2 separate regions of the Homo sapiens genome follow, and region 2 is linked to region 1. The links are chromatin loops, found by intact Hi-C in ENCODE. Cell type or tissue: IMR-90. All regions are shown on one strand. Links, peaks and the distances in the headings refer to the core of each region. The heading gives the core; the rest is flanking DNA.

Region 1 (12,350 bases), core at 2,534-10,533:
ACGAGGTTTCACCATGTTGGCTAGGCTGGTCTCGAACTCCCGTCCTCAAGTGATCTGCCTGCCTCAGCCTGCAAAGTGCTGGGATTACAGGCGTGAGCCACCATGCCCCATCTCTTAGTAGTTTTTGAGGAGCAGTTTAGAGTGTCAGCAAAGTTCTTCACAGATCCAAGAGTTGTTAGCTGATGTAATCCGGCTGGATGAGGGAGGTAGAGAGGAAGGCAAGAGGTGGCGGGTGGCTGAGGGCTGCTTGCGTAACATCTTGACTGTGGCAGCAGACACAGTGGAGGTTGTGAGATTTGTTATGGATGTTAAGAAGGGCTAAAGAGCCACTAGGTGATCATAGCTCACTGTAGGCTGGGTTCAGTGGCTCATCTCTGTAATCCTCAGCACTTTGGGAGGTTGAGGCAGAAGGATCACTTGAGCCCAGGAGCTTGAGGCTGCAGTGAGCTATGATTGTGCCACTGCACTGAAGCCTGGGCAACAGAGTGAGACCCTGTCTCTTAAAAAAAAAAAAAAAAGCTCACGATAACCTTAAACTCCTGGGCTCAAGTGATCCTCCAGGCACAGCCTCCCTAGTAGCTAGGACTACAGACACATACCACTATGCTCAGCTAATTTTTAATTTTTTTGTAGAGACAGGGTCTCACCTCGTTGTCCAGGCTTGCATTGCATTGTTCTTTTTTCTTTTTTTCTTTTTTTTTTTTTTTGAGACAGAGTCTTGTTCTGTCACCCAGGCTGGAGAGCAGTGGCACCATCTCTGCTCACTGCAACCTCCACCTTCCAGGTTTAAGCGATTCTCTGGCCTCAACCTCCCAAGTAGCTGGGATTATAGGTGTGTGCCACCATGCCTGGCTAATTTTTGTTATTTTCAGTAGAGATGGGGTTTTGCCACGTTGGCCAGGCTGGTCTTGAACTCCTGACTTTGGGTGATCCACCCATCTTGGCCTCCCAAAGTGGTGGGATCACAGGTGTGAGGAGGCTTGCCTTGTTCTTTAAAGTCAAGAAAACATAGTTTCTAGGAAATGGAAAAAAAAGATAATGAGATAATAGAAATGAAGATGGATCTGCCTAATGGAGTACATAAAGAGGAAGGAAGATGAAATAAAAAGGAAAGAACACTTTGAAATGAAATGTGGTAGTGGTTTCCATAGTACTTAATGTTTTAGAAGTGGGGATCTTATGGGAAAATCTAGGTTTCAGTTAAGACAAGGAGGTGAAGGAAACCTTAGTAGAAAGGTTGGCAGTATGGGGGCATTTATTACACTCAAAACTAATTCTGGTGGGCATGGTGGAAAAGCTTGAGACAGAAACAGAAGGAAGTTGAGTCAGGGCATGGAAACCCTGAGTGCTATGATGATGAAAATACCAGAGGTGGTAGACGGCCAGAGAGCCTTGTGTTACAGAGTCATGTGTGTGGGGCAGGGTGAGTTTAATTGGCTACTCAGGTAGGACACAAACCAGCTAAGGCTCTGGAAGTACACATGCACTTTTCACCAGGAACATATCCCGCTGGTGTGTGTGCAGCAAAGTACAGCCATTGTTAAGAGACACTCAAAACAAAAGCAACCCAGAAAGGCTACAAATAAGAGGGCAGCCTTGCAAAGGCAGACCCAAAGAAATCAGGGATTGCAGCATCAGTATCAGGATAAATGAATCCAAGATAAAAACATGCTGAAGTTCTTTTAGGCCTTCAAGGAAAAAGATGAGTCCCAGGTTTAATAAATCCAACACTGACTAAGTGAAATTAATAAAGGAATTTATTGGTGTAACTCATCAAATCAAAGACAGAGCAGAGACAGAGCTGGCTTTGGCCAAACCAAAGGACTCCAGGGCAGTTGGAGTGGTTTTTGGTTTTTCATTTCTGCATTTCTCTGTGTGTTGGCTCTGTTTTATCCTTCACATGGAGAAGAACGTGGATCTTGGCAGCTTGAGGGTCACATCCTTTCAGCTTGTACCCAGAGAGGAAAAGAAGGCAGCTCTTACTGCTAGCTTTTACAAGAAAAAGCCCGGGAAAGACCTCTGATTGGCCTGGCTTGGGTCCCATATATACCCTGGAAACAGCAATTATGAGGTACCTGATTGGTACCTGATTGGCTCAACCTCACATGTGTGTACTTCTGAGGTCAAGGCTGCAGGGTCTCTTAATGGAGAAGGGGTTGGGGAGAGGATTAACAGATAGCTTTGCAAAATATAGCCACTACCATAAGTAGATAAGCAGATTCAACACATTGTTATTAAAAACAAAGCAACTATAAAATGGATACCACACCTAATATAATAAAGACAAAATGAGTAATCAGAAAAGGAACATAGATACCACGGTGAACAAAAATTATTAGAATAATGTAATGCATAATGCTATGCTAATATGTTTTTAGATCTCATGGGATTCTTTTTAAAGATAATATAAATTATCAATATATGTTCAAGACGCTTCTTGCATACAGAGTTTTTTCAAGTCTTCAAAGGAAAGAATTCCTGGCTGGGAGTGGTGGCTCATGCCTGTAATCCCAGCACTTTGGGAGGCCAACGCAGGCGGATCACTTGAGGTCAGGAGTTCGAGACCGGCCTGGCCAACATGGCAAAACCCCATCTCTACTAAAAGTACAAAAATTGGCCAGACGTGGTGGCAGGCACCTGTAACCCTAGCTACTCAGGAGGCTGAGGCAGGAGAATCACTTGAACCTGGGAGGTGAAGGTTTCAGTGAGCCGATATTGCGCCATTGCACTCCAGACTGGGTGACAAGAGTGAGACTCTGTCTCAAAAAAAGAAAAAAAAGAAAAGAATTCCTGTGATACATAAATTATTGGATAGTAGAGAATTTTATTTTACAAAGCTAGCATGAAACATAAAGAGAACAAAACATCCCCTCAACAGGCTGGGCAAGGTGGCTCATGCCTGTAATCCCAGCACTTTGGGAGGCCGAGGCAGGAGGATTGCTTGAGCTCAGGAGTTCAAGACCAGCCTGGGCAATGTGACAAAACCCCATCTCTACAAAATATACCAAAATTAGCCAGTGCGGTAGTGCACACCTGTAATCTCAGCTACTCAGGAGGTTGAGGCAGGAGAATCGCTTGAACCTGGGAGGTGGAGGTTGCAGTAAGCCAAGGTTGCACCACTGCACTCCAGCCTGGGTGACAGAATGAGAGTCTGTCTGGAAAAAACCAAAAAACCCAAAAACATCCTCCTGACAAGCATACAAAACATGTAGACTGATTTAACGAATGAATGTGGATGCAAAATGATAATGTACTTCCAAATAAAATCCAACGAATAAACATCACACTCAGGTAGGGTTTATTCCAGGAATGCTGATATAGTTCAATATAAAGTGATATATCAGTATAAACTATTCATTTCATCACAGGTCAAAGGCAGCAAAAGCAATCACTTCATTGTTCACATATAATTCAGTGATGTCCATGTTGAAAACACAACATAATTTCCTATATAAAGGCAAAATGCCTTAGTACACAAAGCCCTGTATGTTGGGCCCTCCTCTCTCTCTGAGCTTACCTCCCCCATGCTCTGCCTGGCACTCTGTGTTAAACATGTGTACTGGCCTTTTTATTTCTTCATGTGCACCAGGCTTCCAGGACCACAAAGGCTTTGCATACGCTCTTTCCTCCACCTGCAACTCTTCCCTCCCTTTTTGACTTAGTGCCTTCTCTCCTTTCAGATCTAAGTTTACTCATTGCTTCCTTCAGGAACCTTTCCTTACCTCTGTAATCAGTCAAATCCTCCCTACTCCTGGGCTACTCAAACTATGAAGCATCCTGGTAAGGTGCAGATTCTGGTTCAGAAGGTCTGGAGATGCTGTGTTTCTAACAAGCTCCCAGGTGGAGCCCAGGCTGCTGGTGCATGGACCACAGATTAAGTATTGTAATCCTTTTCTTCCCAGCACCAGTTGTGGTGTACTTTTATTTTTTATTTATTTATTTTTTTGAGATGGAGTTTCCCTTTTGTTGCCCGGGCTGGAGTGCAATGGTGCGATCTCGGCTCACTGCAACCTCTGCCTCCTGGGTTCAAGCGATTCTTCTGCCTCAGCCTCTCGAGTAGCTGGGATTACAGGCATGCACCACCATGCCCAGCTGATTTATATATATATATATATATATATATATATATATATTTTAGATGGAGTCTTGCTCTGTCGCCAGGCTGGATTGCAGTGTTATGATCTCGGCTCACTGTAACCTCTGCCTCCTGGGTTCAAGCAATTCTCCTGCCTCAGACTCCTGAGTAGCTGGGACTACAGGCGCACACCACCATGCCCAGCTAATTTTTGTATTTTTAGTAGAGACAGGGTTTCACCATGTTGGCCAGGATGGTCTCGATCTCTTGACTTAGTGATCTGCCTGCCTTGGCTGCCCAAACTGCTGGGATTACAGGTGTGAGCCACCACGCCCGGCTGATTTTATATTTTTAGTAAAGACGGGGTTTCTCCATGTTGTCAGGCTGGTCTTGAACTCCTGACCTCAGGTGATCTACCCGCCTTGGCCTCCCAAAGTGCTGGGATTACAGGCGTGAGCCACCACGCCCGGCCGTACTTTTACCTTTTTTATGGGATTATTTGACTAACATCTGTGTCCTCCACTAGATTGCAATAAGCATCATGAAGGCAGGGACCATGTCTATTTTGCTCACTGTTGTATTTAGTACTCAGCGTAGGGCCTGGTACATAGTTGGTGTTCAAGACATATTTGTTGAATAAATAAATGAGAAAAATGACGTCATTATCTACAGATATGGTAAGAAGGCATTTGATACAAATGTGTTTTGGCGAAATTACCTAATAAATTAAGGATGGAAAGTTTTCCTTGAATATGATAAAGAATATCTACCTTAAATATTAAAATGTATTATAAAGTATAGTATGGCAATAGACATAGAGAAAAATATTTACAAATGAATAACGAGCTCACAATAGATTCAAATATATATATAGGGATTTAATAAAAGATAAAGATGGCTTCAAATCACCAAGGAAAAAGAGGAGTCACTCAATCAACATATTAGAACAACTGGCTGGCCATTTGGGGAAAAAGTGATCTAAGTCTCATGTCAAAATAAACTCCAGATTTGAAATTTAGAAACATAACAAAAAAGTGCTAGGGGAAACACAGGCAAAACTGTTCTTATAATCTTGAGGCAGGATGATTCTAAGTAGGACATAAAGGAGAGAAATAAAACAGAAAAATATGGATATGCAAAAATTAAAAAACCCTTGTTCTTCACAAACTGGGAAAACATTTGTAACATATGTGTCTGATAAAAGAATGATAACAAAGTGTTTCTACCAATTAAAGAAAAAGGCAAAAAACTCAATAGAAAAGTGGGCAATTTAGCCGGGCAAGGTGGCTCACACCTGTAATCCCAGCACTTTGGGAGGCTGAGGCGGGCGGATCACCAGGTCAAGAGATCAAGACCATCCTGGCTAACATGGTGAAACCCCGTCTCTACTAAAAATACAAAAAAAAAAAAAAAAAAAAAAATTAGCTGGGCGTGCTGGCATGAGCCTGAAGTCCCAGCTACTTGAGAGGCCAAGGCAGGAGAATTGCTTGAACCTGAAGGTGGAGGTTGCAGGGTTGCAGTGAACAGAGATCGAGCCACTGCACTCCAGCCTGGTGACAGAGCAAGACTCAGTCTCAAAGAAAAAAAAAAAAAAAAGAGAAGTGGGCAATTCACCAAAGGAAAAAGAAATAGGAATGGCTAATAAGCATATCGTTGGAGAAGGCTTTGTCCTCCTAAAAAGATATGTTGAAGTCCCAACCCCTAGTACTTCAGACTGTGATCTTATTTGGAAATAGGGCCTGTACACTTGGATTAATTTATATTCTAGTTAAACTGAGGTCATAGAGTGGTCTCTAATCCATTGTGACTGGGTGTCCTTATAGAGTGGGGACATTTGGACAGAGGCAGACAGGCACAGAGGGAAGACACGTGAAGAGGCACAGAGAGAAGACAGCCCTGCAAGCCAAGGGACAGCTGAGGCTACCTGCAGCCAGGAGAGAGGCGGGAGCAGATCCTTCCCTACCATCTTCAGAGGTGAGACCATCAATATCTGTTGTTTTAGGCCACGCAGCTTGTCACACTTTGTTAGAGCAGCCTGAGGAAACTAATGCATGTATGAAATCATATTCAGTTTCACTAAACATTTAAGAAATCAAAAAGAAAACAAATCACGGTTCTTCCTATCACACAGTTCAACTCGTTGGCTAGCAGGGCAAAACCTTTTGCAGGCGAGGATGAGAGGAAAAAGGACCGTTTACACGGTGGTGATGTAAATGGTACGACTAGCCTGTAGAGCAAGGTCATTTAGCAGTGAATATCATAAGCCACAAATACATGAAAACTCCTTGACCCAACAATTCATCTTGAAGGAGGGAGATAAGCAGACATGTTTGGAAAGATATGTGAACTAGGATGTATAGTACAGCATTTATAATATTCCACGTTTGGAAGCAACTAAACGTGTAAGAACAGGAAACAGATTAAATAACTAACAAAAGGACCGTGCAATGAAGTACCCCACAGACACAAAGAACCACACTGTAGGAGAATTTTTTTTGGTAAGAAAGAAGTATGTTACATTTGATTGAGTGAAAAAACTCAAGTAACAAAATAGTTTATGCATCATGATTTATTTTTAAAATAAGAAACAAATGTTATATATACATGCCTAGAAGAAAATCTGAAGAATCACAGCACAACTGTTAAGGGTCATCACATAGGAGTGATTGGATTAGAAATGACTATAATTTTCTTCTGAATGTTTACAGGGGTTTCTAAGTTTTCTTTAATAAATGTGTCTTCTTGCTCACAGCTGTAATCCCAGCACTTTGGGAGGCCGAGGTGGTCGGATCATTTGAGGTCAGGAGTTTGACACCAGCCTGGCCAACATGGTGAAACCCCGTCTCTATTAAAAATACAAAAATTAGTCCGGGCACGGTGGCTCACGCCTGTAATCCCACCACTTTGGGAGGCCGAGGCGGGCGGATCACGAGGTCAGGAGATGGAGACCATCCTGGCTAACACGGTGAAACCCATCTCTACTAAAAATACAAAAAAATTAGCTGGGTGTGGTGGCAGGCGCCTGTAGTCCCAGCTACTCGGGAGGCTGAGGCAGGAGAATGGCGTGAACCCGGGAGGCGGAGCTTGCAGTGAGCCGAGATCGCGCCACTGCACTCTAGCCTGGGCGACAGAGCGAGACTCGGTCTCAAAAAATAAAAAATAAAAAATAAAAAAAATTAGCTAGGTGTGGTGGCGCATGCCTGTAGTCCCAGCTACTTGGGAGGCTGAGCCAGGAGAATCGCTTGAACCCGGGAGGCAGAGGTTGCAGTGAGCCAAGATCGCGCCATTGCCCTCCAGCCTGGGTGACATAGGCTCCATCTCAAAAAAAAAAAAAAGTGTCTTCTTTAGTTATATAAAATTTCTCTTGTTAGAACATCCATCCTAATTAATGAGAAAAAGAATGAGGACTGATAGTTCATATAATACTAAAGCTCACTCAACAAAACTTTGAAATTATTATTATTTTTAGTTAACTATCAGGTGCTTTATCCACAGATACTTAAGGCCTTATCACTGCCCAGAGACATTAGCTGGACCAAAGGGCAGCATGGGCAAGCTGGGCTGCTCAGCAGGGAGCAGGCGCTGTGGATTTCCGTTTTCATCCCGTCAGCTTGCTCCCTCTGTAATCACAGCTCTGCCCAGATTGTCTTAATGACAACCCTGCCTCACCTGGTTTCCGGAATGGATGCATTCCTTCCCACTTTGATCACAGAATGCTATTCTCATTCTCCAGGGTGTGGGCCCAGCCTGGCTCAGTGCCTGCTTGCCAAGGACCTGCCCTGAGTCACTCTGTCTTTGGTGCCGACAATCTGATTGCTACAGCTGGATATTTTTTCTTTCCTCTCCTTCAACTTGAAGAAAACACCCTCCTACTCACTCCCGCTGCCCTGCCCTGCCCATGGGAATCACTCTAGAGTTTAACAATGTTGTCTGTCCTCTGTCTGTAACTTTGGGAAAACAGGTGAGCTGGGAAGCAGCAGGTGAGCTGGAGTACAGAGTACAAAAGGGCACACTGGGGCTTTGGCTTCTGTTCTGATGGATTGCCAGGGTGTACAAAGCAGTTCTCATGGAAAAGGCATCATGGCAATTTGTTTACTGTGGTTAGTCTTGAGGATCTGCTGTTAATTTAGCCATATATGTGTACACACACACACACACATGCATGCAAATGTGTTAAGAACTATAAAGTTCTCTACAATCGTTATTTAAATATCAGAGACGCTCTTGGTTGAGCTTTTGTTTTTTTTAGAGACAGTCTTGTTCTGTTGCCCAGGCTAGAGTGCAGTGGTGTGATCATAGCTCACGGTAACCTTGAACTCCTGGGCTCAAGAGATCCTCCTGCTTCAGCTTCCTGAGCAGCTGTGACTACTGGCATGGGCCACTATGCCTGCCCAATTAAAACAAATTTTCTTTTGTGTAGATGCGGTCTCAATATGTTGCCCAGGCTGCTTTCAAATTCCCGGCCTCAAATGATCCTTCCACTTCAGCCTTCCAAAGTACTGCTATTATAGGCGTGAGCCACTGCCCTTGGCCTCCAGCCAGCTTTATAGAACATAACTACTGTGAATAATGAAGGTAAACTGTACTTTGCCTCACCCAAGATGGTGGGACCTGTAAAGATTCAAAAGTGCCGGCTGGGCGCGGTGGCTCACGCCTGTAATCCCAGCACTTTGGGAGGCCGAGGCGGGCGGATCACGAGGTCAGGAGATCGAGACCATCCTGGCTAACACGGTGAAACTCTGTGTCTACTAAAAATACAAAAAATAGCCGGGCGTGGTGGTGAGCGCCTGTAGTCCCATCTACTCGGGAGGCAGAGGCAGGAGAATGGCGTGAACCTGGGAGGCGGAGCTTGCAGTGATCCGAGATAGCGCCACTGCACTCCAGCCTGGTTGACAGAGCGAGACTCCGTCTCAAAAAGAAAAAAAAAAAAGAAGATTCAAAAGTGCCTAAGAAGGTTTGAGTGGGCATCTAGGCTCCTGGGGAACATCTGTGTTCCGGTGTTCCACAGCCTGAACCTCCAGCACTCTGTGAGCTCAGAGTGGGGCCCTCTCTCCTCTGCACCCCAGACACCAGCATTAAGTTACTGCTGCTCCTCCCAGCAACCCAGAGGTACCTCTGGAACTTTGTGGCTCAAGCTTGATGTTAGTGGATGTGTTTGATTCTAGGGGCGGGGAGAAGTCTGCAGGAACTTCTTCGGCGGCAGTGTAGAGACTGCTGCTTAGGGCCAGCCTGGGTGGGAACAGATGGGGCTGCTCACCTCCCAGCTGAAGCAAAAAAAAAAAAAAAAAAAAGCAGGGAGGAGACTGCCCCCTATTAGAGGAGAGAAACAGAATTCACAGCTGGAGACACTATTTGGGGGTTGCAAAGAGAGACTATACATTGGATTTGAACCATGAGGTTGGAAGCTGATGGGACTGGGAACAAGTTGGGCTGGAGCAGATGAAACAGGGAGATGTGAACAAAAGAACACCAAGGAGGGGAGCACCAGAGAGGAGCAAAACACATGTCACCCTGCCCATATCCCTCCAGTGGGGGACACAGATGCCAAATAGATAAGCAAAGTGTATCATTATAAATTGGGGGACGTATTATTCAGAAAAGGTAGAGGGCTGTGAAAGAGAATAACAGAGGGGCTTTAACTGAGATGGGGATGGGGGAAGCCAGGAGAGGCCCCAGAACCAAGCTTTGAATTGTGAAAGGATGTGAACCAGGCTGCAGGGGCGCCCAAAGCACATTAGGAGCAGAATGGCCCACCTGGGGTCACCAAGATGGACAGGGCTGGGTGCCTTCCAGGACTGAAAAAACCGTCTGCCTGAGGGGCAGAGAGGCCAGTGGGGTCGGGAGATGAGACCGGGAACAGAGGCAGGGCCAGACCATACCGGCCTGCAGGCTGCGTGAAGGAGCTTGGAGTTTATTCTAAATGCAACTGTGCTCTGGGTGCCTGTCCTCACGGTGTGACTTTTAGGACCACCAAATATATTTGATGGCATTGTTCTATGTTAGAGCAAACTTGCAGATTTTATAAACATTTGAAGGGAGATACACTGCCACGTTTGCAAAGTTGTTTTGAAGGTGGAAGTGGGTGAAACTGTGTTCCTCTTTCTACTTTTAAAATATTTTGCCTTATTTTCTTAACGACTGCATTACTTTGATAAATGTGAACATTATGGGAAAAAGAGCCCCCTGTGCTGATGGCTGAAGTCCCTGGGTCCCATGGGGTAGATTCTGGGCTAATGCTTTATGTTCATGAAGTTTTATAAAAATTGTGATTTTGATTGGGATTGCACTGAATTTATGGATAATATAATTTAAGAAAAAGAGGCTGGGGGCAGTGGCTCATGCCTGTAATCCCAGCACTTTGGGAGGCCGAGGTGGGGAGATCACTTGAGGTCAGATGTTTGAGCCCAGCCTGGCCAAGATGGTGAAACCCCATCTCTGCTAAAAACGCAAAAATTAGCCAGGCGAGGTGGTATGCACGTGTAATCTCAGCTACTTGAGAGGCTGAGGCATGAGAATCACTTGAACCCAGGAGGCAGAGGTTGCAGTGAGCTGAGATTGCGCCACTGCACTCCAGCCTGGACAACAGAGTGAGACTTTGTCTCAAAAAGAACATTTTTTTTAAGAAAAAGTGTTATCTTTATGATAAAAATTAGCCAAACATGGTGGCATGTGCATGTAGTCCCAGCTACCTGGCCGTCAGGGGTTGGTGCTGAGGTGGGAGGATTGCTTGAACCTGGGAGTTCAAGGCTGAAGTGAGCTATCATAGTACCTTTTATCAAGGTCACTCAGCCCTGACCCAGGTGATTTAGCTTGTGAGGTCACCCATCACTGACCCCCTAGTCCTGCCAGCTGAGGGCCCCACACCCAGAGCTGGGGACAGTTTCTATTTGCCTTCTGCCTAGTTTGACAGGATCAGCTTCCTGGGTTTTTTTTTTTTTTTTTTTTTTGAGGCCGAGTTTTGCTCTTTGTTGCCCAGGCTGTAGTGCAGTGGCACGATCTTGGCTCACTGCAACCCTGCCTCCTGGGTTCAAGTGATTTTCCTGCCTCAGCCTCCCCAGTAGCTGGGATTACAGGCACCCACCACCATGCTGGGATACTTTTTTGTATTTTCAGTAGAGACGGGGTTTTGCCATATTGGTCAGGCTGGTCTCGAACTCCTGACCTCAGGTGATCCACCCGCCTCAGCCTCCCAAAGTGCTGGGATTACAGGTGTGAACACCGCCCCTGGCCCATGGGTACTTCTTTCTGCAGAAAAGCCACCTGTTAACAGAGGGCAGAGCCTGAGTTCAGAGGAATGAGCTTTAATGGGGGTATTCATAGCAGCACCAAGTGTGGGATGGGTGGGGTGGGAGTGTGAAGGGAGGGAAGCGTAATCATTTGGGGTTGATAGTCTTCCTGGAGGGAGGAAAACAACGTGAAATGTAGGAGTGGGGGAATCATTTTAATAAGGTAAAGGTAGATTATGGGCTAATGGTTTGTGTTCGTGATTCTCGTGGCGCCCAGTGTCCCTTGCATGAGGCCCCTGGTCATCTGCCCTGCACCTAGGGAGACAGGTGTGGTACAGAGGCCTCAGCATCTCACTCTCCATAATTCTGTCTCTCTTCTTCACCTCAGGAGGTGTGCAGCTAGGACACGTTGTGCCTCCTCTTCTCATCTGAATTTTCAATGGGGCAAAGGGCAGTTGGAGAAGATTCCCTCCAGGGATGCTCCCACCTTTCTGGTGGGCATAGAAGGGTTTTCTCCACTTCAATGCCAGCCTTTCCCTGTTCCAGCAATGCTTCCTTGACTACAGGCTGGTCTAGAGGTTTACCTGTTATTCCTTTATCCCAGCTTCTTGCATTTTTGCATGTCATATGCACATTTCCTAACCATCCTCCATGTGAAGAGTTTGGTCTCCCTCATAGGCCATTGAGGGTTTGCAGCTGTCATCTGGTACAGGTGTAGCCTCTGGAGTGTGTGGGCAGGCTCTTGTAGAACTGTTTATGGGAGAACCTCCTTTCTGCTGATGGAGTCCTCATGCAGTCCTAGCTGACAGCCACCAGGATGTGGGGAAATGTCCAACTACGGGAGTCCAGAGATCCTGCTCAGGTTGGGGTGGCCATATTCAAATTTGTCTTGCATTCTGGCAAAGAGCTATTTCTCCTGGTGTTTCTCAATTCTGCTGGACTTGGTGCCCCCTTTTCAAACAAATATCTTATAGTTCCACCTTTACCTTAATGAAATGAAGTTATGGATAATATAACTCATGCAGAAATCAATATCATGTCCTATCATA
Region 2 (12,350 bases), core at 2,523-10,522, 300 kb after region 1:
ACCCAAATCCTATAAAACGACCCCACCCCTATCTCCCTTCGCTGACTCTCTTTTCGGACTCAGCCCGCCTGCACCCAGGTGATTAAAAGCTTTATTGCTCACACAAAGCCTGTTTGGTGGTCTCTTCACACTGACCCGCATGAAAGACACAGTAAGATTGCCCACCAGCAGTAAAGGGCATGCGGTCAGGAATCGAAAGTGCAATCAGCGGAGGCGACTCCGTTTCTGCTTAAGATGTAGAAAACTGCAAAAGAAAATATGCTACCCCATTCTAAGCTGCTACACAATCACAATTTCTCTGGAAACCATCAGAGAGCTGAGGTTACACAGCAACAAACTACTTGAATTTCAAAGAGAGGTAAGGTTTCCTGAGGAGAGATGGAACTCACTAACTGTAACACTTGTGGCAAAGCTGGGGAGGAAGGAGCTCCAGAAGGGACAAGTGGGTAAGAAGAAATAAGCTAAAGCACTGGCCAGCCACCAAAGGCCAAGTGTGAGCTAGTGTGTCCGTCCAGACTCCCTGGGAGCTGTGACCCAGGGGCCTTTGGGCTCACTCACAAGCTCCTCCCCACCAGTTTCCATGGGCAGGGCGGGAGATCCGAAAGCCCTTCCCTCAGAGGCACAGGCAGGTTAAACAGTTCCCCAGGCCCTGCTCTTGGACAAGAGAAGAAGAAGAGTGACAGGACAGGGCAAAAACATATTTTAAGAGATAGTAGTCAGTAATTTTATAAAGATAATGAAATACATCCAATGACAGATCCAAAAAACTTGGAGAACCAAGAAGGATAAACACCAAAAGATACAGATAAAACAAACCAAAACAGAAAAACACCTGGACACAGCACAGTGTCCCCGGAAAACCACTGTTAAAGAGAGAATCCTGAAGGCAGCTAGTGGGGAGGAAGGGAGGAAAGGGCACATGACATATAAAGGAAAAAAGAATCGCAGTAGAATCTCCTTAGAAACCACACAAGCAGAAGATAGTGGGGCAACACCATTCAAATACAAAGAGCAAAAAAGTTCTCCATCCAGAACTCTCCTTCCAGTGAAAATAGCTTTCAAAAATGAAGGCAAAATAACAACTTTTTCAGAAAAACAACCAAGAGAATTCGTTGCCAATAGACTTATGCTACAAGAAATGTTAGAGGAAATTCTCCAGGCAGGGGGAATATGGCACCAGACAGAAACTTGGAACTGTAAAAAGAAATCAAGAGCGCTAGAAATGCTGAAAATGAAGGTAAATTAATTCTTTTTAATTGCACTAAAAGATAATTTTCTAAAGTGAAGTCATCAAACATTTTGTGAAAGGGCCAGATATTAATAATAAATATTTTAGGCTTGCAGGACATACAGTCTCAGTTGCAGCTACTCAGATCTGCTGCTGTAGTTGGAAAGCAGCCAGGACATGTGTAAACAAATGGGTGTGGCTGTGTGCCAGTAAACTTTATTTATAAAAATGTTTGGCTGACCTGATGGTCATGGTTTGCTGGCCTCTGGCCTAAAGCAAAAACTATACAAATGCATTGTGGGGTTTAAAAACATTTAAAAGTAAAATGTAAGACAAAAATAGCACCAAGGATCAGAGGAACAAATTGGAAGTATACTGTTGTAAGGTTTCTACACCACTGTGAGTGGTATAATATTATTTAGAGGTATACTGTAATAAGTTAAAAATGTACATTGTAAACTCTAGGGCAGCTATTAAATATTTTTTTAAAAGAGGCAAAAGAATAAGCCAGTAGTAGAGACACAATTATATCATAAAAAGTACTCAATCCTGAAGCAGACAGAAAAAGAGGGAAAAGAAGGAATGAAGAACAGATGGGACAAATTGAAAACAACTAGCAAGATGGTAGAGTTAAACCCTACTATGCCACTAATTAGATGTAAATAGTCTAAATACTCCTATTAAAAGACAGAAATTGTCAAAATTGTATTTTAAAAGGCTCAACCATATGCTGTCTAGAAGAAACTCGCTTTTTTAAAACTTATTTTAGGTTCAGGGGCACATGTGCAGGTTCGTTATATAGATACACTTGTGTCATGGGGATTTGTTGTACAGATAATAGTTCATCACTCAGGTACTAAGCCTAGTACCCAATACTTATTTTCTCTGATCCTGTCACTCTTCCTACCCTCCACCCTCAAGGAGGCCACAGTGTCTGTTGTTCCCTTTTTTGTGTCCATGTGTTCTCATTATTTAGCTCCCACTTACAAGTGAGAACATGTGGTATTTGGTTTTCTGTTGCTGCGTTAGCTTGCTAAGGATAATGGCTTCCAGCTCCATCCACGTCCCTGCAAAGGACATGATCTGGTTCCTTTTTATGGCTGCGTAGTATTCCATGGTGTATATGTATGTACCACATTTTCTTTATACGGTCTGTCACTGATGGACATTTAGGATGATTCTGTGTCTTTGCTATTGTGAATAGTGCTGCAATGAACAGTTGTGTGTACATCTTCATGGGAGCACGATTTATATTCCTTTGGGTATATACCCAGTAATAGGATTGTTGGGTCAAATGGTAGTTCTGTTTTTAGCCCTTTGAGGAATCACCACACAGCTTTCCACAATGGTTGAACTCATTTACACTCCTACCAACAGTGTGTAAGCGAGAAATCCTTAATATGTTTTAATATGAACATACAGATGGGATAAAAGGATAGAAAAAGATATACGATGCAAATGCTAATCAAAAGAAAGCTGAAGTGGCTATATTCATATCAAAGATTTCAAAGGAAAGAATATTACTAGGGATAATAAAGAGCAACATTACATAATGATCATTTCACAACAAAGCCTTAACAATCCTAAATGTGTATGTGTCTAAGAACAGAATTTTAAAGTAAATGAAATGAAGGCTGGGCATGGCAGCTCATGCCTGTAATCCCAGCACTTTAGGAGGTGGAGGTGGGTGGATCACTTAAGGCCAGGAGTTCGAGACCAGCCTGGCCAACATCGTGAAACCCCGTCTCTACTAAAGATACAAAAATTAGCTGGGCATGGTGGCGCATGCCTGTAATCCCAGCTACTTGGGAGGCTGAGACAGCAGAATCACTTGAACCTGGGAGGCAGAGGTTGCAGTGAGCCCAGATTATACCACTGCACTCCAGCCTGGGTGACAGAGCGAGACTCCATCTCAAAAATAAATAAACAAATGATTACATGAAATTAAAGTAAATGAAATGAAAACTGAAGTACTGAAAGGAGAAAGACAAAGCCATAATTATAGTTGAAGACTTCAAAACTCTGTTCTCATTAATTGATAGAAAAAGTAAATAGAAAATCAATGGCAGTATAGAAGACCTGAAGAACATGAACAACCAACTTGACCTAATTGACGTTGCTAGAACAGTTCACCTGGCAACAGCAGAATACACATTCATTTTGAGTGCACAGGGAATGTTCATCAAAATAGGTCCATCATGTTTTGAACCACAGAACAAACTGCAACAAATGTAAGAGAATTAAAATTATAAGGTACAAACGGTCAGAATGTTTTTATGCTCATATCCCCCCTGAATCATTTGTGCAGGTTTAGGTACAAGGTAAGCAAGAGTCGGATTTAACTAGGTTCGGGATTTTTCCATGTGAGCTTGTGTAAAGAGGGAGCAGGTAAAGGAGTTTTAAGGAAGTGATTATAGGATTGGACAATGGAATTTAAGCTAGGTAAGACATAAAATAAGAATATGAGGAGCATTGAAAAATATACTAGGATCAAAGGGCTGGAAGATCTGATAGTAATTATTGATGTTTGAGTATCAGAAAAAGCAAGCTGGCTATTTACATGATGATTGTCAGAGTGGATGCTTGAAATAGATATTATTGGTAAAGCCAAGGTCAGAGGTATAACCACAGGAATGAGTAACTGAGGTACAATGGAGAACATGCTCACTGAAAGAGACAGGGTCGAGGAACTGAGATGCTGGGTACTGGAAACGTCATCCGTGTCACTAATAAAACATCATCAATTGTGAAAGTAGCAGTGTTGAAGAGCATGATTGTGAACTAAGAGCTAAAATCTTTGAGGAATAAAGGGAAATGACTGGGTGGTGTAGGTGACTGCCACAAGATGCGTGGGTAGTATGTAGTCTGATGACATGAGATGTTATTAGTAGGAAAAGAAGACCTGTCTAATACCAGCAATGAGCATCAAGCATAATGCCCTGCCAGACTCAATGGTGCTAGGAAGCAAGAGAAAAACACCTCCCAGAGGAAGGCTACAGAAGAAGCAATGTCCTTAAAAGAATATGAGCTTCTCAAAGAGAATCAGGCAGCATTCTAATTATTTCCTTACTGTGAAACAGGTAAAGTAGCATGAGGATTTTAATGTATAAATTGGAAGGCTATGCACACAATTTTTTTTCCTTTCCACCTGAGACTCCAGTAAAATGATGGTGAAGGAATAAACTCGTATCCTAAATGAATTGGGAAAGAGATCATTGGTAGGTAAGGGGTTTCAATGAATTTCTTACAGATGAAAAGAGAATGTAAGACATTTCATGAAGAAACAGTGTGAAACAAAGCATCTCAGAATATGCAGGAGGAAACTGCAGCAAAGGAGAAAGCCAATGGCCCCAGGAAGCTCCAGAAGGCTTCAGGACCAGGCCCCAGTTGGCAGTTATAAAGGAGGGCAGGGGTAAGAAGGAGGGTCCTAAAAGAAAGGAGTTAACTCAAAGTGGACCCCTCTCACTTCCTCTTTTTAACCCTATTGCCAAGAAATACATTGTAGGAAGCCCGGCATTTCCTTCAGGTCAAAAATTACAGGACACTTCTCTAAAGATACTGAATGTACTCCCAGGGGCCAAATAGGACTCCTAGAGTTGGTAAAATCCTTGAGAGTAAAGCCTTCCCTTTATGCAATTGGGAAATCCCAGTTTAGAGGCTGACTTTCTACAGTTTATCTAAAAGAGCATTGGGCCTACAGCTGATCCCTGCCCACACTGCAGAGCTTCTAGTCAGCATACGCATTCCTAGGAGAGAGCTAGGAAGAAAAATAGACACACCTTGGATAAGCAAGTAAACTGATGGCAGTTCTGGAGAAAAATCAACACCATTCCCCATTATTAAGTAGAACCAATCACCAGAAAGAAGACAAACACCTGAGCATAAAATGACAAGGCTAATTCAAACAGAACAAATTACTCCAAAAGAAATAGGTAACTTAGTGAAGAAAGGAAAACATTAAAAAAAAAAAAAACAACTCTAACGAATAGCCCCAGAATTTTTGAGTTGTTGTATGAATATGGACAAAAACATAAGCAGAATGCTATTTAAAAGGAACAATAAGAAAATTAATTAGGAAAAATTAATAGAGTAATTGAAGGATAAAGTCAAAGAAATTTCCCAGAACATAAGGCAAAGAGATGGAACCAGAGAGAAAGGATCTATTTAGAAAGTCAATTATCCGACTAATAGAATTTCCAGAGTGAGAAAACAGAGAAAGTGGATCAAACAAATCATATAAGAAATTTTCCCAGAGCTGAAAAGAAGCAGTTTTTAGCCTTAAAAAGTTCACATAGTGCTGACAATCACACACTCTTTAACACATTTCTGCACACTGAAGATAGGGTACATCTAAAAGCAGAGAGAGAGAGACGGAGGAAGTGGCCAGTGGGGGGAGAGAAACAGAAATTCCTTAAAAATCAGAAGTCAGATTGACATTAAACTTCTCATCAGCAACTAGATTCTAGAAGATAATGGATCCAATTCCTTCTAGGTTCTGAGAGAAAATTATTTTGAATATAGAATTCTATATATTGCTAAATTATCAATCAAATGTCAGGCTGAAATAAAATATTTTCAGAAATGCAAAGCAAAGGAAGTGTGGCTGCCATGAGAATGTGCCTTGCAGATCTCTGATTACAGGAGTGTAACTGACCATGGGCCCCACTTTTGTGCCTGAAATCTGTTGGCACATTTGTGTCATGGCTGCTCCCAGCCAAAGACTGAATGTAGCAGAGATACTAACCCAGACCCATTCCTGGGAGACAGGGGACTCTCCAACAACTGTGTCAAACTTTTCGTCTGACTGAATGGAATCTAAAACACTTCTACCCAACCTTCTCTCCCTCTCTCCATCATTCAGGGTCAAACCTGCATCATGCTCTGATATCTCTCCAAGCCTTATCCAGATCTTTCTCTATTTTTACTCATGACTTGAAATTTACTTTTCAGGGGACCCAGACTAATAGAAAGTTTATCTCCTATGGAACTTCTTGAGGAAAAAACCTGCAAAACCAAGGGTGAAAAGGGGGAAAAAAACAAACAGAATGAGCAAGACATGAGATATAAATGGCAAACCTAACCAGAGTTCAGTAAATAGGAAGTTGTGCAACAGGTCTGAAAAAGAAATTAGAGTGGATGTCTGGTTTGAATACGGCTGTTCAAAGTTACCTTTCTCCCTCTCTTTTCCTGGAATTTATCCAAAAGCAACAAGGAAAATGAGACACAAAACTGCAAACTTCACTTTAAAAGAAGCTTAGAGATAACTAAAACACCAGTCTATATGATAAGTAGAAGAACTGCCATAAACAGGGAGCTTGACGGGGGCATTTGCGTACAGAAAGGATGCTGCAGAGAGAAGGTGCTGTGGCCACAGATCTCAGAAAAAGCCAGCAAAATTACCGATCTTAAAGATGAAGGGAATCCTTGGCAGGCAAAATCAAACCCTTGTTTTTCTAATTGTGTTGAGGAGTACTCTATCAGTAAAAGTGACCCTGAATCTAATTTGGTTCCAAAATACAAATGCGATAGAACAAGAAATCATACTGATAAGCCATAATAATGGAAAGTGGTCTATCTCTTTGGCAGTGAGGGAAAAAAGAGCTCTTGCATTAAAACAAACAAACAAATGGCACACTGGCCTTTCTTCATTAGCTGGGAAACAATAAAAGTGAAACCAGCACACACACAAATTCCAGTTAGCCTGGAACATGGCCCTGGCCCCACTGACACATGAATCTCATTCTAAGAGGTGTTCCAGAAATAACTCATTTTCTGCAATGTTGAGTAATGTAAAACAAAGCAGCATATAATTTATATGAAAATGTTAAAAGAAAAGGAAAAGAAGAAAACAGGGAAAACAAAAGACAGAGAGCCTGAAAATGTTGTCATGGAGCAGATGAAATTTTGACCACAAATATTTCACCATGGATTAAACATATATGCAACAGACAATTATCTTTCTAAAGTAAGAGGACAAAGAAGAGATGCAAGAGCTGGGGAAGAGATGATAAAACAGCAGGAGAAGATGAAAAGTAAACTGGCAGAACTTAAAAAAGCAGTAAAAGAAATAAATGAAGCCATGATTGAAATAAAGGAAAAGAAACATTGTGAAAAACAAATAAGAGAGACATAAAATATTAAATTTAAAAATCAAAATGTTAAAAAGGATTACAGAGGAAAATTAGAGATATCAGATACAGACAAAAGAGATCCAACATACATTAATTGGAACCCCTGACAAAGAAAATCAAAATAATGAACCACATATATTTACTTTGCTAAATATTTGGACATGGTGAAAGGTAGTGAAAGTATATGCTCTGGTCTCCCCTTTTTGACAGAGGCCTTTCAAAATTCTAAGCATGCCTCAGAGTCTTCCTTGGCTTTGAAGCTACGTGGACTTGGATTTGAATCTTGGCTCTTCAAGTTGCTACAAGAGGCTCCAGCAAGTTATTTAATAGCTCTGGGCCCCAGTATTCTCATCTGTATAATGCACCTGTTAATACCTACTACATAAGAATGCTGTGAGAATTAAACGAGAATTGCGCATAGTGCCTGAAACGTAGCAGGCAGGGTAAACAAAGAGATCATTTAACTAGAAGAGAGCCATTGAAGGGAATCCTAACCAGATCCCTTTTTGTCTTTTGGTAACCAAGTCTTAGAAGATAAGAGAGAATAGTAACGTTCCTTAGGCTAGACAGTGTACCGATGTGGTGCCAAATTCCTGGGCTTGAATCCCAGCTCCACCATATACAAGTTGGGAGATCTTAGATAAGTTACATAACCTCTCTGTGCCTCAGTTTCTTCATTTGATAACAATAGTACTCATCTACTAGGACCGGTATGAGAATTCAATGAATTAATATATATAAAGTAGTCAGATGACCTCTTGGATGATAATAAATACAGGCATGTGTCACACAACAGCTTTTCAGTCAACCAACAGGTTATAATACAGTACTTTTACTGTAACTTTTCCACATTTAGATATATTTAAATACACAAATACCACTGTGTTACAATTGCCTACAGTATTCAGTACAGTAACATGCTGTACTGATTTGAAGCCATACAACATAGCTGTGTAGTAGGTTATACCATTCAGGTTTGTTTAAGTACACTCTATGATCTTCAAACAATAATGAAATCAGCTAACACTGCATTTCTCAGAAAGTATCCTCAGCATTAAGTGACAGATGAATAAATGTTGGCTATCACTGGGTTTGGAAAATTAGCCTTGAGGGCCTCCAGGTTAAGATGTCGAGTTGAAGCAACAAAAGCAAAAACAGACAAATGGGATTGCATCAAACTAAAAAGCTTCTACATGACAAAGGAATCAATTAATAGAAAGAAAAGGCAACTCACAGATTGGGTGAAAATATTTTCAAATCATACATCAAATCAGAGGCTAATATACAAAGTAAACAAGGAACTCAAACTACTCAATAACAAGAAAACAACCTATTAAAAATGGGCGAATGACTTGAATAGACATTTCTCAAAAGAAGACATATAACTGGACAACAGATATATCCAAAAATGTTCAACATCTTTACTCATAAGAGTAATGAAAATTAAACCACAATGAGATATCATCTCACACCTGTTAGATTGGTTGTTATCAAAAAGAGGAAAGATAACAAGTGTTGGTGAGGATGTGGGGAAAAGAGAACCCTTATGCACTGTTGGTGGGAATGTAAATCAGTACAGCCATTTTGGAAAACTGTGGAGGTTCCTCAAAAAAACTAAAAATAGAATTATCATATGATCCACCAATCCCACTCCTGGGTATATACCCAAAGGAATTGAAATCAGTATATTGAAGACATATCTGCACTTCCATGTTCATCGCAGCGCTATACACAATAGCCAAGATATGGAAACAACCTAAGTGCTCATTCATGGATGAATGGATTTTTTTTAATGTGGTGTATTTGTAAATGGAATACTCTTCAGCCTTAAAATAACCCAGGAAATTCTGTCATTTGTGACAACGAGGATAAACCTAAAGGACATTTCAGTGAAATAAGCCAGGCACAAAGAGACAAATACTGTGTGATTTCATTTATATGAGGAATCTCAAAAAGTCAGTCTCATAGAAGAGAGTAGAATGGTGGTTACCAGAGGCTGGGTGGCAGGTGGGAGGGTTGAAAGGGAAAGAGGAGACACTGGTCAATGGGTTTGAAGTTTCAGTTAGATAAGAGGAACAAGCTCTGGTGTTCTACTGCACAGCACAGTGACTATAGTTAATAATAATATATATTTCAAAATAGCTAAAAGAGGATTTTAGATGTTCTTGCCAACAAGGAATGATAAATATTCGAGGTGATGAATATGCTAATTCACCTGACGTGATCATTCTACAGTGTATACATGTATTGAAACAACACATTTTACACCATAAATATGTGTAATTCTTGTCAATTAAAAATAAAACAAAACTTAAAAATATAAACAAAAATCAATTTTTAAAAAGATGCCTATTTGAATATATGTCTGATGTCCCTCGCCAGTAAAGAAATTTTAAAACAAACCGAAAACATAAACTCACATGGACAAGAGGAGAGAACAGCTATAAAATATTTGAAGCTAGAAAGCAGAAGTGTGAGTGGTAACTGGATTAGCAGATCTGATAAAGCTGAACCTTAAGTCATCTATAGAGAAAGTGAAGAACCAACTTGATTTATTCCACAGAGTCCTCAAAGGGCTCAGAACTGGGCAGCATTGGGCACCTCCAGAACTGTGGATGAAAGGGTACTCAAAAAAGAACAGGAAGTGAAATCCATTGAGAAGTGATTAGATTCCCGAGTTCCCTTCTTTACTCCATACTCCTGGTGACTGCCCTTTTCCCACCCTCTCAGAAGACTGGGAGTTTTTCTGTAAAGAGGGGAAACAAAGGCTTGAGCACTGCACAGAAAACAAGGATACTTAGTTAGCACATACAACTGAATTCCAAGACCCCCAGTCCACTTTCCACATTCGTCTCCCAAAATGTCAGGATCCAGAAGCTGGAGAGAAGAGTCTTTCTTGAGGAATCTAAACAGCCTAAGAAAAAAGATCCTGAATTGGAGGTTCCCAGCACACAACCCTGAGACTACTCCACCACGAAGCTCTAATCTATCAAGGCCTTCATACACTCAGAACTTCTTAGAACAGCTTTTTAGACCCCAATCTTAGTCAAGAACAGACAGCCAAACACTGACAAAGTTCTCTAATGTGGAATAAAGAGACCCAAACAAATAAATAGTGGAAAGAAACCCCTAGAGAAAATAGTCAATGCAGAAAGAATAAAACTTTTTTTAAAAGTTGTTAATATTCCTGGAGAACAGGAGAGATTGCATCAATGAAGGAAGAACAGGATGTTATTTTAAAAAGAAATAAAACATTTGATAAACAATAACAACAACAGAAGCTCTTTAAAATGAAAATATGATGATGGAAAGAAACTCGATAGAACTGGAAACTAAACTGGAAGAAATTTCCTGAAAAATGGAGGAGAAAGACAAAGAAATGGGAAGTAGGAGAGACAATATAAGAACATTAGAGGGTAAGTACGACAGATCCAAAATCCAACCAATTGGAATTGCAAAGGAATACAGAGAAGGCTGTGGGGAATAAATCATCAACAATAGCTGAAGAAAACTTCATATTCTTATATGACTTTCTAGATTTAAAGGGCTCAGTGAGAATCCTGCAAATTGATTAAAACTAAACCTATGTGAAGGCATCTCATCGTGATCTTTCAGAACCCTGAGGACAAAGAGAAGATTTTAAAGCTTCCAGAGAGAAAAACTATACTGTATAAAAAGGAGGAAGAATCTGAATGGCTTTGGGCTTCTCAATAGCAACACCAAAAGCAAGAAGACAGTAGAGCAAAGCCCCCCAAATTACAAAAAGTTACTGAAAATTTTTCCAACCTAGGAAATTTAATTTTTTTCAAGCTATAATTCTGTAGGTAGCCAATAATCAAGGAAGTATATGGGCATAATAAAGACATCTTTGGACATGCAAAGTCTCAAAAGCTCTGCCTCCCATGTCTGCTTTCTCAGGAAACTATTAGAAGCTGTTGGAAGTAAAGCAAGAAAGAGAAGGACATGGGACATGGGATAAAGAAAATGAATTTCAGCTAGGTGCAGTGGCTGACGCCTGTAATCCCAGCCCTTTGGGAGGCCGAGGCTCCTTTGGGAGCCCTTTGGATCATGAGGTCAGGAGATCGAGACCATCCTGGCTAACACGGTGAAACCCCGTCTCTACTAAAAATGCAAAAAATTAGACGGGCATGGTGGTGGGCGCCTGTAGTCCCAGCTACTTGGGAGGCTGAGGCAGATGAATGTCATGCACCTGGCAGGCAGAGCTTGCAGTGAGCCAAGATCATGCCATTGCACTCTGCACTCCAGCCTGGGTGACAGAGCGAGACTCCATCTCAAAAAAATAAAAATAAAATAAAATAAAATAAAATAAAATAAAATAAAATAAAATAAAATAAAGAAAATGAATTTCAACCCAGGAGAGAAGTGAAGGAAGTCACCAAGAGTACGGTGAACAAAGATCCCAGAGTGACATCTGATGACGTACAGGGCACCTGGGTCAGACTGAAGCAGTATCCTCAAGGGACAGCCACAATGAGGAACATCATCACTGTGTCCATCACTGTTGTACCATCATTTTAACCTGATCAGACTGTTGGAGCATGTACTCCATTAAAACAAGGTATTAAACTAAAAAGAGGAAGATATCAAAGAAACAGAGAATCCAACTCAAAGAAAAAGGCAAATAAATAAATAAATAAATAAATAAAATAAAATAAAATAAAAAAATCCCAAGGATGGCAGCAAAAAGGAATCAGTCCCAGAAAGACAGGTATACAGCAGCCTGGCAAGCCTAGAGAAAAACCAGCCTAGATAGGAGAAGGCAAATCTTCATGAGAGATGTTTCTAACAGAAATTAAAAACAAAAAAAGAACAGTTAGATTGCTTGATGTTGTTGGCTTTATAGAAAAGTGTTTGGGAGACTTTCAGAAGTTGCAAGATAAATTAGCAATAAGTACAGAAAATTAAGTAAATAAAAAGAAGGCAATTATTAACTACAGATGAAACAAAAGGTAAGAAAGGAAACATAATCA

Evidence for each region. A loop is a pair of places that touch in the nucleus more often than their neighbours do. Peaks named below come from ENCODE experiments on the same cell type or tissue, not always from the same donor. Only the 100,000 strongest peaks of a DNase experiment are listed, where the experiment ranks them.
Region 2: a loop joins it to region 1, with 2.1 times the contacts of the local background. A loop is called at or near these places in 2 of 110 quality-filtered maps.

The regions. Positions count from the first base shown.
Region 1 is chr2:70,321,342-70,333,691 of GRCh38, forward strand. No RefSeq gene overlaps it. Among named protein-coding and RNA genes, the nearest start is that of FAM136A, 25 kb to the left of the region's middle. RefSeq lists a silencer at 8,476-8,770. In IMR-90, for the core only: no CTCF peak of the experiment used is centred there; no DNase peak of the experiment used is centred there; H3K27me3 peaks cover 1,710 bases.
Region 2 is chr2:70,626,267-70,638,616 of GRCh38, forward strand. No RefSeq gene overlaps it. Among named protein-coding and RNA genes, the nearest start is that of TGFA, 79 kb to the left of the region's middle. In IMR-90, for the core only: no CTCF peak of the experiment used is centred there; no DNase peak of the experiment used is centred there; H3K27me3 peaks cover 286 bases.